Regions from separate parts of the Homo sapiens genome. Here region 2 is linked to region 1. Evidence: read pairs that join two places in POLR2A ChIA-PET (ENCODE). Cell type or tissue: K562. All regions are shown on one strand. Links, peaks and the distances in the headings refer to the core of each region. The heading gives the core; the rest is flanking DNA.

Region 1 (8,321 bases), core at 156-8,155:
CCTATGCGATTCCACAGACTTTCTTTGCAGAATCCCCTGTCTGTATTTCAGGCACCTCGAAGGTGTTCCCACAGCTCACTTGGGATTTTCAGCCTTCTCCTTTGTGTGTTTCATTTTGGATAGTTTCTGCTGCTACATTTTAGTCTTTTTTTTCTGTAATGTCTCAGCTGTTGTAATTGCACCAAGTGCTTGTTCCGTCTCAGACACTGTGGTTTTCATTTCTAGAAATCCAGTTTGAATCTTTTTTTTTCTTTTTTTTTTTTTTTAAGATGGAGTTTCGCTCTGTTGTCCAGGCTGGAGTGCAATGGCGCGGTCTTGGCTCACTGTAACCTCTGCCTCCCGGCTTCAAGTGGTTTTCCTGCCTCAGCCTCCCAGGTAGCTGGGATTATAGGCATCCACCACCATGCCCAGCTAATTTTTGTATTTTTAGTAAAGACAGAGCTTCACTGTGTTGGCTGGGCCAGTCTCGAATTCCTGACTTCAGGTGATTCAGCTGCCTCGGCCTCCCAAAGTGCTGGGATTACAGGCGTGAGCTACCGTGCCCAGCCTCAATTTGAATCTTTTAAAATGTATTTTCTACATCTTTACTTAACAGTTGCAATCTTTCCTCTGTTTTTTTTTTAAGTATATGGAATTTGGTTACAGTTATTCTTTTAATGTCCTATTAACTAAATTACATTTGGTTACAGTTACTCTTTTAATGTCCTGTTAATTCTGTCATCTTTAACTATGTTACTTTTGGGTCTTTTTTTTATTTTTTATTTTTATTTTTTGAGACAGGGTCTCACTGTGTCACCCAGGCTAGAGTACAGTGGCATGATCATGGTTCACTATAGCCTCAACCTCCCAGGCTCAAGTTATCATCTCACCTCAGCCCCCCAAGTAGCTGGGACTATAGGCATATGCCACCATGCTCAACTAATTTTTTATTTTTTGTGGAGACAGTGTCTCACTAATTTGCTCAGGCTGGCCTCAAACTTCTGGGCTCAAGCAGTCCTCCTGTCTTGGCTTCCCAAAGTGTTGGGATTACAGGCATGGGCCACTGCACCCAGCCATATTTTCCTGCTTCTTTGCATGCCTAGTAATTTTTGTTTGGATGGATGCTAGACTTTGTGAGTTTGAGGTTATTGCGTGCTGGATATTTTTGTATTCTATAAATCTTCTTGAGCTTTGTTCTGGGATACAGTTAAGTTACTTAGGACAGTTCGATCCATTTAGGTCTTACTTTTAAGCTTTGTGAGCTGGACCAGAGCAGTGTTCATTCTAGGGCAAGCCTAATTTGGCCCACCACTTGATTTTGTAAATAAAGTTTTATTGGAAAATCACTCCCATTCATTTACATGGTCAATGTCAGGTTTTATGCAATAATAACAGACTTGAGTAGTTGCGCCAGAGACTTTATGGCCCACAAAGCAAAAAGTTTTTAGTATTTAGCCCTTTACAGAAAACATTTGCCAACCCCAGGCCTTGGGCTAATCTTCCCCACTGCTGAGGTAAAACCCTCTGGAGTCCCTGATGCTCCATGAATTATGAGGGTTTTTTACTCTGGTGTGAATCCTTGGGATTGTCCCTTGTAACCCTCTTTGTGACTCTTCCCCACTGTGGGTTTGGGTCATTTTCGCCCAGCTTTGCCTCGACCAGTTCTCTGCTGCACATCCGAGGGCACCTCTGCAGATCTCTGCAGCTCTGTCTCCGGCTGCCCTCTCTGCTCCTGTGACCTTGCGGTCAGCTCCAGCTGCAGGCCTCCTCAGACTTCCTCCCAGCATTGCCCCCTGAACTCAGGGAAACCCCTGGGCTCTGCTAGGGGGTCCCCTCCATACACATGGGGACCATCGGGGAAACCGTAGGCAGCCGGCGGGGCAGTGATAGACTCACCTCCCTTGTTTCCCTGTGGCCGTCATGGCTGCTGTCCCGCGTCTTAGTGGCCATCATGTCCACTGTCCCGCATCTTGGAGGCCATTGTTTCTGTTGTTTGGGAAAGGGGGTAAATCTGGTTTCTTCCTCCTTTGTGCTTTGAGGTGGATGTGCCCTGGGCCACCTGATTTCAGAGAGTCTTTGCCGCGGTGCACGATGTCCAGTCACCTGGAGCTTGGCAGCAGGTGGCATGTGCACCTGTCCGCAGCCTGCAGCTCTGCCGTCCCACCTGCTTATGCTGCCACATAGCATTTATGTCTGTGTTGTGTTTCCCAGAGTGCAGAGTGAGGACTGTGGCCCGGTGGGGGCGTCTCCTGCCTCTGGGATGTCTGCCCCAGTAACCTGGAGGCAGCCGCGCTACCCCACACTCGCCGGGAGCAGGGTCTCGGACGCACCTCTCCTTCTCTCCTAGCTCGCAACGCCCTGGTGGTCTCCTTCGCAGCCCTGGTTGCGTACTCCTTCGAGGTGACTGGATACCAGCCTTTCATCCTAACAGGGGAGACAGCTGAGGGGCTCCCTCCAGTCCGGATCCCGCCCTTCTCAGTGACCACAGCCAACGGGACGATCTCCTTCACCGAGATGGTGCAGGTGGGCGGAGCCGGGAGGCAGGATGGCGTGGCTGAGGCTGCGGTGGCCCCTGGCCTGGCTCCTACCCTGATGTATCTGCTGGGTGCCAGGGGGTCTGAGGTCAGTTAGGACAGCTGAGTCCTCAGGAACGGACATCTCAGTTATTAAAGAATCCCAGGTTGGATGCAAACTCAGCGAGCTCAGGGATGTCACGTTTGTGTTCAGGGGCGCTTCTCCTGTTTTGGACTCCAGCTGAGGATGAATTTACCGTGTTCCTCCCAGCACCTGGCGCCTCTTCAGACAAGGAGGCGGATCCTGCAGCTGACAAGCACTTGCTCCTGTTACCTGTGGGGCGGGGTGGGTCCTTGCTGCTTTCATGGGTCACTGCTGGGTCCTACCCCTTAGGAAGGTCACTCACCATCCCTCTCTCCTCTCTCAGGACATGGGAGCCGGGCTGGCCGTGGTGCCCCTGATGGGCCTCCTGGAGAGCATTGCGGTGGCCAAAGCCTTCGGTAAGACGCCTGTCACCCACACCCCAGGTCTCCCAGTGCGCCGGCTGGGCTAGGCCTGCCTGCTTTCTAGCTTGCCTTTATCCGTTACTAGTTTTAGAAATTTGAATTCATATCCAAGTAATACATGCTCATGATAGATACATATGTATTGTGTATATATGATAAAACTGGATCTATAATGAGGCATGCCCTCCCACCCCATGGTGTGCTGGTGAGTGTTGTAACAGCCTCTGCTGTTTGTGGAAATAAAAGGTTTTGCTTCGTGGCCCTTGCCGATGTCCACGGTGTAAACGCTGCTGTCTGATTTTAAGGTAACGTCACTGAAAGGGGAGTTTGCACATGGAGCTGGGTTGAGATCTGCATGAACAATCATATTCTATGGTGTCTCCACCATGTAGATACAGTGGGTGCAAATAACCTCATCAGTAGTAGCCAAATGCCAAATAAATTAGGAAGTGATGAGTTTTAAGTATTATCTTTGGGCCAGGCATGGTGGCCCAGGCCTGTAATCCCAACACTTTGGGAGGCTGAGACGGGAGGATCACTTGAGCTCAGGAGTTTGAAACCCACCTAGGCAACGTAACGAGACCTCGTTTCTATTAAAAATAAAAATTAGCTGGGCATGGAGCACACCTGTGGTACCAGCTTCTCAGAAGGCTGAGGCAGGAGGATCACTTGAGCCCGGGAGGTCGAGGTGGCATTGAGCTGTGATAGTGCCACTGCACTCCAGCCTGGGCAGCAGAACAAGATCCTGTATTATCTGTTTAATTGAAAGTTTTAATTTAATTGGTAATAATGGCTATGTTTAGTAACAGGCTCACAAAACTCCTAAACATTGAGCAACATGCTTTATTCAGCTGGCTCAGCCCATCGGCCAGCCCCTCCTCGCCCCCAGGGAGGCAGGGAACCCTTCGTCTCCTTCAGTGTCTGTTTTGAGTCAGCATCTCTAGATTCCCTCCTTGCAGCTCCGTCCTTCACTCGCTCCACTCCTGCCAGCTTTGTATTGTCTGTGCGGATGACACCTTCGTTCTGTCTTGTCACCGTCATTTAGTCCTTCTTGCGTTTGGGTTTATGTTGATTCTAAAGGTTACAGCCCAGTTACCAGTGTATGTTACTGTGACTGTGTAAATCGTGTTTACTGCCTAGCCCAGGCTGTGCCAGGGTAAAGTTCCTTCTCCAAAGTCCCAGTGCTCTAACCCTTACCCCCTTCAAAGGAGTTTTTTTTGTTTTTTGTTTTTTTTTTTTTTTGGAGACAGAGTCTCACTCTGTGGCCCAGGCTGGAGTGCAGTGGCACGATCTCTGCTCACTGCAACCTCCGCTTCCCAGGTTTAAGCAATTCTCATGCCTCAGTCTCCCAGGTAGCTGGGAATACAGGCATGCGCCACCACGCCCAACTAATATTCTATACTTTTAGTAGAGACAGGGTCTCACTATGTTGGCCAGGCTGGTCTCAAGTGATCTGCCCACCTGGGCCTCCCAGTAATTTTTTTTTTTTTTTTTTTTGAGATAGTGTTTCACTCTTGTTGCCCATGCTGGGTGCAATGGTGTGATCTTGGCTCACCGCAACCTCCGCCCCCCAGGTTCCAGCAATTATCCTGCCTCAGCCTCCCAAGTAGCTGGGATTACGGGTGCGCACCAACATGCCTGGCTAATTTTGTATTTTTAGTAGAGATGGGGTTTCTCCATGTTGATCATACTGGTCTCAAACTCCTGACCTCAGGTAATCCGCCCACCTCAGCCTCCCAAAGTGCTGGGATTACAGGTGTGAGCCACCATGCTCAGCCCTCCAGTAATTTCTTTTTTTTTTTTTTTCGAGACGGAGTCTCGCTCTGTCGCCCAGGCTGGAGTGCAGTGGCGTGATCTCGGCTCACTGCAAGCTCCGCCTCCTGGGTTCACGCCATTCTCCTGCCTCAGCCTCCCGAGTAGCTGGGACTACAGGCGTCCGCCACCACGCCCAGCTAATTTTTTGTATTTTTAGTAGAGACGGGGTTTCACCGTGGTCTCGATCTCCTGACCTCGTGATCTGCCTGCCTTAGCCTCTCAAAGTGCTGGGATTACAGGCGTGAGCCACTGTGCCCGGCCGTAATTTTTTAATTGTAGAGACAAGGTCTCACTTTGTGGCCCAGGCTGACCTCAAACTCCTGAGTTCAAGTGATCCTCCTGCCTCGGCTTTCAAAAGTGCTAGGATTACAGGCCTGAGCCATCGTGCCCGGCCAGTTTTTACATTTCTGAATGGTTGGAAAAAGTCCAAATAATAATAATATTTTGTGACATGTGAAAAGTATATGAAATCCAGATCTCATGTTTACAAATAAAGTCAGTTGGAGCGTGGCTGTGCCACTTGGGGATGTGCTGTCCGTGGCTGCTTTCGTGGCACCACAGCAGAGTTGCGTAGCTGCAGCAGTGACTGCAGGGCCCACAAAGCCTAAAATATCGACAAGTTGGTCCCTTACAGAAAAGCTGGCCCTTTATAGAAAAGCTTGCCAACCTCAGCTGGGTGCGGTGGCACACGCCTGTAGTCCCAGCACTTTGGGAGGCCGAGGCGGGTGGATCACAAGGTCAGGAGATGGAGACCATCCTGGCTAACACAGTGAAACCCCGTCTCTACTAAAAATACAAAAAATTAGCCAGGCGTGGTGGCGGGCGCCTGTAGTCCCAGCTCCTCGGGAGGCTGAGGCAGGAGAATGGCGTGAACCCGGGAGGCGGAGCTTGCAGTGAGCCAAGATCGCGCCACTGTACTCCAGCCTGGGCGACAGAGCAAGACTCCGTCTCAAAAAAAAAAGTTTGCCAACCTCTGTCTTAGATCCATGCTCCTGTGCCTTCCCCTAAAACCTTCGCCTGCTCACCTCTCTGAGATGGCCCGTCTTAGACTTTCCAGTCATCTCAACTGGTCATAAAGAGGTTTCCAGTTTAAAATGTTTTTCTCGGCCGGGTGCAGTGGCTCACGTCTGTAATCCCAGCACTTTGGGAGGCCAAGGTGGGCGGATCACCTGAGGTCAGGAGTTCGACACAAGCCTGACCAACATGGTGAAACCCCGTCTCTACTAAAAATGCAAAAATTAGCTGTGCGTGGTGGCATGCCCCTGTAGTCCCAGCTACTCAGGAGGCTAAGGCAGGAGAATCTCTTGAACCCGGGAGGCAGAGGTTGCGGTGAGCCAAGATCACTCCACTGCACTCCAGCCTGGGTGACAGAGCAAGACTCCATCTAACAAAATGAAAATAATAAAATAAAATGGTTTTCTTATTATAAAAAGCATTGTAATCCCAACACGTTGGGAGGCCTAGGCAGGAGGATTGCTTGAGCTTAGGAGTTTGAAACCCACTTAGGCAACTTAACAAGACCTCATTTCTATTGAAAATAAAATTAGCCGGGCATGGACCACACCTGTGGTACCAGCTGCTCAGGAGCCTAAGGCAGGAGGATCACTTGAGCCCAGGAGGTCAAGGTGGCATTGAGCTGTGATAGTGCCACTGCACTCCAGCCTGGGTGGCAGAACAAGATCCTGTACTATCTGTTTAATTGAAAGTTTTAATTTAATTGGTAATAATGGCTGTGTTTATTAATATACATTCATTGTAGAAAATGTCAAGAGTGCAGAAACGAGTAAAGAAGAGACAAATCACCCATAATCCCTTTTACTACCACAATTAACTACTGCTTACATGTTTTCTTGTTGTTGTTTGAGACAGGGTCTCACTCTGTCGCCCAGACTGGAGTGCGGTGGCACGATCTCATCTCACTGCAGCCTCAACCTCCTAGGCTCAAACCATCCTCCCGCCTCAGCGTCCTGAATATCTGGGACTATAGGCACACACCACCATGCTTGGCTAATTTTTGTATTTTTTGTAGAGATGAGATTTTGCCATGTTGCCCAGGCTGGTCTCGAACTCCTGGGCTCAAGCGATCCTCCTGCCTTGGCCTCTAAAAGTGCTGCGATTATAGCTGTGAGCCACCATACCTGGCCTGATTACATGGTACTGTACCTCTTTCCACTCTGTGATACATTCAAGCACATGTTTACACGCACATATATGTGAATATTTTAGATGTGTATTCTTAGATTTACAAAACTTATTGCCGTGTGTAGAAATTCATAATCTGTGTTACATTTTGTGAATACTTTTTGAGCGATGTTGAATATTACTGACCAGGTCTTTACCGTTGGTTCCCTTTAGCATCTCAGAATAATTACCGCATCGATGCCAACCAGGAGCTGCTGGCCATCGGTAAGACCCCAGCCGCGGGAAGGAAGACACCAGCTGTGGGCCTCCAGGGTCCCAGGCCTGCCCCTCTGTGTCTCCTGCATTGTAGGAAGACCATGATGGTGGTGATGAACTGGGAGGGCAAAGGTGGCCCCAGATGGGATCTTCTGGAATATTTAGTTTTGTTTTGGGTTTTTGAGATGGAGTCTCACTCTGTTGCCCAGGCAGGAGTGCAGTGGCACGATCTTGGCTCACTACAACCTCTGCCTCCTGGGTTCAAGTGATTCTCCTGCCTCAGCCTCCCAAGTAGCTGGGATTAAAGGCATATGCCACCATGCATGGCTAATTTTTGTGTTTTTAGTAGAGACAGGGTTTCACCATGTTGGCCAGGCTGGTCTCGAACTCCCGACCTCAGGTGATCTGCCTGCCTCGGCCTCCCAAAGTGCTGAGGTTACAGGCATGAGCTACTGCGCCTGGCTCTTCCAGAATATTAACAAGGACTCATTCCCAGACCTCCACACTGCTCAGTTTAACCCCTAAGAACAAGGAGCTGACATCTGTTGTCTGTTCTACCACTTATTGAGCACCTGCTGTGTACCTGACCCTGAGGTCTGTGGCCTTGGTCTAGATCCAGGAACACCTGGAATGTCCCACCTCGGGGAGGGAGCACCTAGTGCCGGGGGTCAAGAGGGGAAGGCTGTGGCCGGGGGAATCGAGAGGAGTCTTCTGATTGTGCCCGCACCCTGCCCTGTGCCTCCCTCCAGGCAGGGGCAGGTGGATTCATGAAGACTCGGGGGCCCCAAGTTGCCTGCCTGTGGATGGGGGTCATGCCCGCTTTCACGGTTTAGTTCCCTTTTGTTACGTCTCTGCGGGCTGACTTCTTAGTGGTATATTTCGAGACCACAGTGTGAATCTTTTTGTGTGTGTGAGAGACTGAATCTTGCTTTGTCACCCAGGCTAGAGTGCAGTGGTACAATCTCGGCTCACTGCAACCTCTGCCTTCTGGGTTCATCCGATTCTCCTGCCTCAGCCTCCCGAGTAGCTGAGACTACAGGCGTGTGCCACCACGCCTGGCTACTTTTTGTATTTTTAGTAGAGACGGGGTTTCACCATATTGATCAGGCT
Region 2 (8,321 bases), core at 156-8,155, 200 kb after region 1:
TTCATCCAGCTGAAGACGGTCCCTTCTAGTCCTAATTTGTTAAGTGTTTTTATCCTTAAAGGGTACTGGATTTTGTCAAATGCTTTTCTGGCCTCTATTGAAAAGATCCTGTGTTCTTCTGTGAATATGAGGTGTTACATTGATTGATTTTCATATGTTGAGCCAGTTTCCATTTGTGGAATACATCTAACTCGGTCATGGTGTATAATCCATTTACTCTGCTGCTGAATGTGATTTGCTTGTATTTTGGTGCGGATTTTTACATCTGTATTTATAAGGGATATTGGTCTGGTGTTTTCTTATGATGTCTTCCTTTGGTTTTGATATCAGGATAATATTAGCCTCATAGATTGGGTTAGGAAATGTTCTCTCCTCCGTTTTTTTTGGAAGAGAGAGATTGGTGTTAATTCTTGCTAGAACCTTTGGTAGAATTTGCCAGTAAGCCTATCTGGTCTTGGGTCTTTGGGAGGATTTTGATTCGATTCAATCTATGTATTTGTTATAGATCGTTCGGATTGTCCATCCTTGAGTCAGTTGCTAGCTTGTGTGTTTCTTGGAGTTTTTCCGTTTCGTCCATGTTATCTCATCTGTTGGCATACCGTCGTTCACGGGATTTTATTGATGTGTGTGAGGTCTCTGAGAACGTCCCTGCCTTCACTCCTGCTTTTAGTCACTGGCATCTTCTTTTAACTTGGGCCATCTGGCCGTGCATGGTTTTGGGAGAGTCCTCCTTGACTCTGCAGATGCTGAGCAGTGATCTGGCTGGGAAAGGGGACCAGGAGTGCAGGGCACCTGCTGAGGACTCACCTAAGCCCAAGAGTCAGAGAGTCGGAGCTCCAACCACATCTGCCTGCATGCCTTTCCCAGGCTCTCCCCAGGCGGACAGCCAGCACCCCCTCCCCAAAGACCGGGCAGTTCCTGACCAGCACCCCACCAAGTCCTCAGTAAGGCCTGTCTTTGGGGGAGCAGGGTTTCAGGAGGACAGTGGGGGTGGTGTAGAACTCATGGCTGGCGGTTCCGGGCCTCTCAGGAAGCTTTGCCACTGGGCTTGGGGTTAAGTGGGTGTGGGGCTCCGAACCCTAAATGGGTGAGAGTTGAAATGAAAGCGGCACCTGTAGTCCGTTTGGGGTGCAGGTGTGTGCCAGGGGTCTTCAGCCCCGGCTGATGGCCACATGAACCACATGAGGAGAGGCAGGGCGTGTCAGCAGCAAACCTAAGTGTGTGCTCATTTCTGTGGGCCCTTACTCTGTGACACTGCAGCTCTCCAGAGAGACGCTTTGAAAACAAAACAGGAAAGAACACACGGCCCCGCGTCTGTTGCCTGAGTCACTGTATTCCTTAAAAGGTGAAGGACCCTGGTCCTTGGCTTTTCGTGCACATGAGAAAATGTTGGCCAAGGTTAGCGATTATGCTTCTGTAATCTGTAACCAGAAGTGCTCTTATGCCCAAACCTTGATGTGATTCTGCTGTAATGTAACTTCGGAGCCAGCTGGATGGATGTGACTGTGCAGGTCCTGAGCCCCGGCCCCCGTAACCAAGCAGTGGGCCGAGACACTGAGCCGGGCAGTCAAACAGGAGCTCTCTAAGGCTGCTCCCGGGCTGGGACCTGGGTCTAGGATTCTCAGTAAGACCTTTGAATAAAACTAACTTGAATTCTTCAAAAGCTTGATTTTTTTTCTTCAGTCAAAAGCATCTTGCAGAGATGCCAGCCCACCGTGGGGATGTGCAGTGGCAGCCCTGAGCTGGCCCAGCCCCTTTCCCCAAGGCTGCTCTGGGGAGGGGGGCGGGTTTGGGGGAGTAGAGTGCAGGGGATTGAAGCAGGGGAAACAGGGTGTGAGGGTCAAGGGGGGCTAGAATTGGGGGAGCAGGTTCACGGGCCAGGGGCTGGGCAGGGGTGGGCCTGGGCACCTGGTAGGTGGGGGAGCCCCAACTTCCCATCCCTGCGTCACACGCCCTTCCCCTGCAGGGTGGGGGTCTGCAGGGTTGGCATGTGCCCCCCTGCCCTGTCCCCACCCTACTCCCCGGCGGCAGGCAGAGGGGCGTGCAGGGGGGCCCTAAGTGCAGTGACGTCTCGACTCTGACTCCGACCCACAGAACTTTAAAAATAGGGCCGTGGTAAAGTCCGTCTCTACAGACCACAGCCTGCCCAGAGCTAAGAATATTCTTGAACCACTTAATAATTCAAGTCAGATCCAAATAGATTTTCCTGCTCACTTGCGGGCCTCTGTGTCCCTTTCCCAGGCCCCCACCCTGCCTGGAGGCTGGGAGGGAAAGACTCCAAGAAGCAGGTGGGCCTGGCCTTTGGAGCCTCTGAGACCCCAGCTGTCCTGCGTCCCCTCTCCTGTGGCACTCAGGATCAGAAGACACACCAGGGCTGGAGTGGTCCTTTAGGATCTGGCCAAGGTCAGGCCCCAGGGAGGGGCCCCTCTGGTGGTCCTAGCTGTCCCAAGCCCCACCCCTGCTCTGGCCACAGGCATTGGACTATTTGAATCTGGGTCTGAGCTGGGCCTTGGCCCCTTGCACAGCATCTGACCTGAGCCACGCACCTCTCATGGGGGCCCCGTCCTCCAGGGCCAAGGGCAGCATGAGCTCCAGGAGAGCCAGCCTCGCCCCTCACACCCTGGTAGCTGGTACACGCCCACCCCAGGGCCTGTGTCCTGCCTCCTCTGCGGAAGAGTCCCTGAAGGGCCTGGCCTGGGGCTCCTTGTCCTGGTGGAAGTGGCTGTGCACAGGCAACCAGGGCCCTGGGTTCCAGACCAAGGCCTCTGTACTTGTGTGCTGTGTGTGCTTGGGTAAGCCACCTCGCCTCTCTGAGCCTCTTATCAGTGGGACCGATGCTTTTAGAATAAGCTGTGGTGTTTGGGGCAGGAAGGGGTATCTGACGGGTGCCCTGAGGCCTGAGTCACCCTCTCCTCCAGGGGCAGTGCCCAAGCTGCAGACACCCCTCACCCATCCCTGTCTCCCCCCAGGCTCTGGTCTTTCAAACAGGAACTCAGGGTGAAGGGGTGCCACCTGGGAATGTTTGGGGGAGCCCACACTTGCTGGCGGGGAAGTGCTCACCAGCCTGGCCCCCCAACCCCGGCAGCAGCCCAGCCTTAGCAGTCCCTGCTGAACTTCCCTGGCCAGGCCCCGAGTGGAGTTTTACCAAATTATTAATTAAGGGCAAAGCCATGCTGCAGCGCTGACATCCAGATGAATAGCACGCAGTGTAATTAGGCGAGGTGTCATGGAGATGATGGAGTACAGCCTGCTAGCCCCAATTCACCTCCCCGGCAAGCAGGAGCAACTTCTCTGTGTCCTACCACCATGGGCGGCTGGTGTGGGGCCAGTAGGGGTGTGGCTAAAGGGGCCAGCTGACAGCTATTGCGGGTGCCACGGGCCCTGTGGACAGGGCTGGGCTCCTCCCCCAGGGACAGGCACCCCTTCCCCTCTGATTGCCATGGGCAGAACCCAAAAGGGAGTAAAGTGCAGAAAGGGGCAGGCAAGGTGGGAGGCAGGCTAAGGCAGGAGGGATGAGGACCAGGACAAATCCACAGATAGACCCGGAGCAGCCCAGAGAGGGGCATGGAGGGAGCACAGGAGGGCCGAGAGGGGCCGGGGAGGAGGTGCAGAATCCAGGAAGACAGGACAGGCCTCGGGGCCCTACCCTGGGGTTGCCTGGGCCTGACAGAGAGCTGGGAGCGGGGAGCAGCTTGAGAATTTTTGGTTTTGTTTTTTAGTTACTTACATTCATGTATTTTTGGTTGTTTGAGACGGAGTCTCGCTCTATCGCTGAGGTTGGAGTGCAATGGAGCAATCTTGGCTCACTGCAACGTCTGTCTCCCGGGTTCGAGCAATTCTCCTGCCTCAGCCTCCTGAGTAGCTGGGATTACAGGCGCCCGCCACCACACCCAGCCAATTTTTGTATTTTTAGTAGAGACGGGGTTTCACCATGTTGGCCAGGCTGGTCTCGAACTCCTGACCTCAATGATCCACCCGCCTCAGCCTCCCAAAGTGCTGGGATTACAGACATAAGCCACCGCTCCCTGCCTACATTTCATGTATGCTTTTAATCAACATCATAAATTGACAGTTTTAATAATCGAATAGTACTACAAGGCTTCTGACGAAAAACCACACCTCTTTCCTGATTCCCCCTTCTCAGAGGCAACCTTTTCTGTGATTGTAGCTGATTCTCTTTGGTATTTACTTCCGAATAGCCATGCTCATGTTGCTGCTGGTGCTGCTTTTTTTTTTCTCCTTTTCAGATTGAGAAATTTACCCATGTCCTTCCCACGATGGCGGCTGAAAGCTTGTTCTCTCACACGTGCCCCCCCACACTCTCCCACCAGCTTCTCCTTTTGATTGAATCAGAATTCAATGTATGCACTATTATTTCTCAGCACACACTCTTCCCAGCTGAGTAATGTATTGTAATTACATTTCCTTTCTTGTACAACCACTTATTTTTCCTGGACTTAATAATTGCCTCATTTAGGGGATTGGGTTGATATTCTGTGTACCCATTACTTATTTATCCCCAAACCCTGCCATGGAAGTATAAATCTCCTTTTGGTTCATTAAAAACATCCGGCCCATCTGGGCACAGTGGCTCACGCCTGTAATCCCAACAGTTTGGGAGGCCGAGGCGGGAGAATTGCTTGAGCCCAGTAGTTCGAGACCAACTTGACAACATAGCGAAACCCCATCTCCATCACTATTTAGTTTTAAATAAAAGATATTTTTAAAATTAAAAACATCCAGGCCAGGCTGCGCTGGGCCCGCCTCACTGTAGGGGGCTGCGCTGGGCCCGCCTCACTGTCGGGGGCTGCGCTGGGCCTGCCTCACTGCACGGGAAGTGTGCTGCCGCTGTCCTTGGTGCTGAAGTCAAGGCTGGGGCCGGAGCCTCTCCTCCAGCCTCACTCCTCTTCAGCTTCCGCCCTGCTTCGCCTCCATTCCTGCCCAAGACCCCCTGGGGAGCAGACCCCAGGCCCTCCTCAAGACTGCCGACCCCAGCCCTCGTCCCAGCCCAGGCCATCTCTCCCAGGCCTTGCCTTTCTGTACCAGGTGGTCTTCCTCCCCAGGGGGCTCCTCCCCGCAGCCCTGGCAGACAGCTTGAATCCTGGAGTTGCAGCAGGTGGGTGTCTGAGTGGAGCTCCCTTGTGTATAATCAGAACTCTCCAGGTTACATGTGACAAAAACCAACTTAAGCAAAGCTGGGACCTCGTTAGTTCACTCCAGGAGGCAGCGCCGCCCTGCATGGCCTGGCCTTGGCTCCCTCCCTCTCCGGGAGGCTGCTCCCTCATCAGCCCAGCCTCACTTCCTCACCCACATAACAATCCTTGGCAGAGTGAGCCCTGCTGTTCCAGCGGCCCCAGTGGCCCCAGCGAAGGCCCCACGCCGACACTTGTTGGCTGGCCAGGCTTGAGTCACATGCCTTCCCCTGAACCCCTCACTGTGGCCTGGGGTCGGGGGGCCAAGTGCCCAGTGCAGAGCTAGGGCCTGGAGCAGCCTCAGTGCACCTTGTGGAGAGGGGGACTTCTCAGTAGAACAGCACTCTTGCCAGGAGAAGGAACACCTGGTTGAGAAAACCGAGGTCAGGTGACCTTCTCAAGAAGGGTCAGTGGCTTCAGGATCTCTCATAAAGCTTCATCTCCAAGGCCCAAGGAGAGCAACAGTGTCCCATCTTGTCTCCAGGTAATTCTATTCCGGTGCCAGCAGAGAACAGCGTGATTAAGCCTCCATTATTAACTTGCCAATCTTGTTTCTGGGGCACAGACGCTAACGGCTTAGGGGACCCAGTTGGCATATAATGAGGTCTCCATGACAAATTACTTGGTTATCAATTAACTATCTGGGGAAATGTCAAGCAGGATCCATCATGCTGGCAGGAAGAGAGAGCCAATTAACCCAGGGCAGTTCATCCAACCCACCGTCGCTGCGTCCAGCAGGGCCAGGAATGAGAGAAAGGGCCTGTGGAGCCCAGAGCAGGGCAGTTCCTCCACCCCCCCAGGGACGGTGTGACACCGGCTGCGGCTACACTGGTGGCAGCTTCTGCAGTCATGCCTCGCGTGCTCGGCGCACCACTCTTGCCTGTACCTGTCTCTGTCCATTCATTCATTCATTCCACAGTCACCTGCATGTCAGACCTGGACCAGGCACGGATGGGAGAGGTGACTGAGGGCTGAGGTTAGGGAGGGACACACGTGCAGACTGCAGACAGGTGTCCCTGTCTTGTGTGGTCTCTGCAGTCAGCAAGATGGGTAACAGCATCCTCAGGACAGGGAGGAAAGAAGAGTTCATTCTAAAGGTGGTGGGGGGACAGAGAGAGCATCATAGCTGGGAGGAGAGAAGAGTTCATTTTAAGGGGGTGGGCGGGGGACAGCATCACAGAGCTGGGAGAAGAGTTCATTCTAAGGGGGTAACGGGGGGACAAAGCATCACAGAGCTGGGAGGAGGAGAGAAGAGTTTGTTCTAAAAGTGGGGGGCACAGAACATCATAGAGCTGGGAGGAGAGAAGAATTCATTTTAAGGCGGTAAGGAGGGGACAGCATCACAGAGCTGGGAGAAGAGTTCATTTTAAGAGAGGGTGACAGAGTGTCTCAGAGCCAGGAGGAGGAGAGAAGAGTTCATTCTAAGGTGGGGGACAGAGCATCACAGAGCTGGGAGAAGAGTTCATTCTAAGGGGCGGGGGACAGAGAGACACAGAGAGACTCTGTGACAGCATCACAGAGCTGGGAGGAGGAGAGAAGAGTTCATTCTAAGTGGGGGTTGGGGGGTGGGGGCAGGACAGAGTGCATCACGGAGCTGGGAGGTGGAGGAGGAGAAGCCAGGTCCCTGAGACAAGGGGCAGGGTGGGTGGCCACCAGGCAGAGGGTGCCCAGGCACAGCAGGGGACGGGGCTGCTCCAGGCTTGGGCAAGGGACCATTGACTGTGCACTGTCCGGACCTGAGCAGAATCTGGCTCTGCCGTCGCTGTGCTGGGAGACCTTGAAACAGTTTAGTAAAACCTCGCCGGGCCTCTGTTTTCTTATCTATAAAATGGGGATAATAACCCCCAGTTCTGGGAGTGTTGTGGGAACTAACACTGTGGCCCCCACTTGGTGCTGGCTGAACCTGGTTCCTCCTTCTCCTCCCTACAAGAGAGGCCTTGGACCCACCTCACTGGTGAAGGCTCCCAGGGTGCACATGCCGGAGCAGAGGCGCAGGGAGGAGGGAGGCATCCTGGAGGAGGTGGCTTGGGCTGTCCTGGAGGAGGGAGGTGGCTTGGGCTGACGGCCGGCACACGGACGGGCCCGAGGCCGAGTGGCAGGGTCGGGGACTTTGGTCACTTATCAAAGTCAAAGCCCAGGACTTTTTGGGTTTTGCTTTGTTTTCAGCAAAGGCCCTTGGGTCACCTGCGATGTGTCCCACCCTTGTGAGAACCAGTGACGAAGCCCTGGCCCTACCCTGTCCCCTGGCCTTTGCCTGTGCCCCCACCCCGCCCCTCTGGTAGCCCCCTCCCCTTGCCTACTTGGGGGTGATTGGCAGCTGCCTCTTCCCAGCCCCCCAGGCCATGGCACGGAGCCTCAAGCCTATTCATGATGCGGACATATGGCACCTCCACGGGGGGCTTGGAGGAAACTGCCAATTGCGAGAGTGCAGCGTGTCCCCATTCCAGCCCTGCCGGAGCAAAACAAACGCAAGTCGCGAGGGGAGCAGAGGCGGCCCGGGGGCGTGCGCATGTGTGCGGGTGTGCCTGTGTGTCTGCAGCTCACACCGCGGGGGTGCCGGGAGGAGGGGGGCTGCCCGATCCTTGGGAGTCTGCGGCTTTCAGACGCTCCTGGGGGCTCGGCTACTGGGGTCCTAAGGAGGCGAGCTGGCCCCCTCATTCCGCCCCGCAGGCCGTGCCTCTCCTGTCTTGAGGCCGCTTTTGCCTCCCCACACCTCTTACCCAGGACGCTGGGCTGGAGGCTGTGAACAGCCCTGGGAGCAGATCCCAGAGATGCTCTCATTCTTTCCGGAATCAGGACGTTCCCCCCAGTGTCAAGCCCAAGTCCCCAGGGCTCCAGGCTTAGCCAAACTCTTCTGTTTTATTGGAGGTGGCACCACCCCCATATCAGTGGGGGCACTGCAGCCACCAGTGCATGGCCCCCTAGGCCCCTGCCCCATGCTGGGCTCACCCTCCTGTGCCCAGCTGGGGACCCAGGCATGACAAAGCCCTGCTCCTGCGGCAGGGGAGGGCGTGGGGGGGTGGGGGGGCGTGGGGAGGGAGTGGGGAGGGCTGCAGGGGAGGGCGTGGGGAGGGCGTGGGGAGAGGCTGGCCAAAGGCCAGGCTCTGGGGGTCTCAGCACACTCCTCTC

Evidence for each region. Peaks named below come from ENCODE experiments on the same cell type or tissue, not always from the same donor. Only the 100,000 strongest peaks of a DNase experiment are listed, where the experiment ranks them.
Region 2: POLR2A ChIA-PET joins it to region 1 with 5 read pairs; 2 of 35 experiments call an interaction of 5 or more read pairs at or near these places.

The regions. Positions count from the first base shown.
Region 1 is chr17:80,234,602-80,242,922 of GRCh38, forward strand. SLC26A11 (solute carrier family 26 member 11) reads left to right here. Exons shown (of 18, transcript NM_001166347.2): 8 at 2,327-2,502; 9 at 2,921-2,993; 10 at 7,170-7,220. Among named protein-coding and RNA genes, the nearest start is that of SLC26A11, 18 kb to the left of the region's middle. RefSeq lists enhancers at 1,449-2,238, 2,239-3,026. In K562, for the core only: no CTCF peak of the experiment used is centred there; no DNase peak of the experiment used is centred there.
Region 2 is chr17:80,436,424-80,444,744 of GRCh38, forward strand. It overlaps ENDOV (endonuclease V), which reads left to right. Exons shown (of 10, transcript NM_173627.5): 10 at 1-1,663. Among named protein-coding and RNA genes, the nearest start is that of MIR4730, 21 kb to the left of the region's middle. RefSeq lists an enhancer at 5,049-5,715. In K562, for the core only: no CTCF peak of the experiment used is centred there; DNase peaks (open chromatin) are centred at 4,878 and 5,135; H3K27me3 peaks cover 4,681 bases.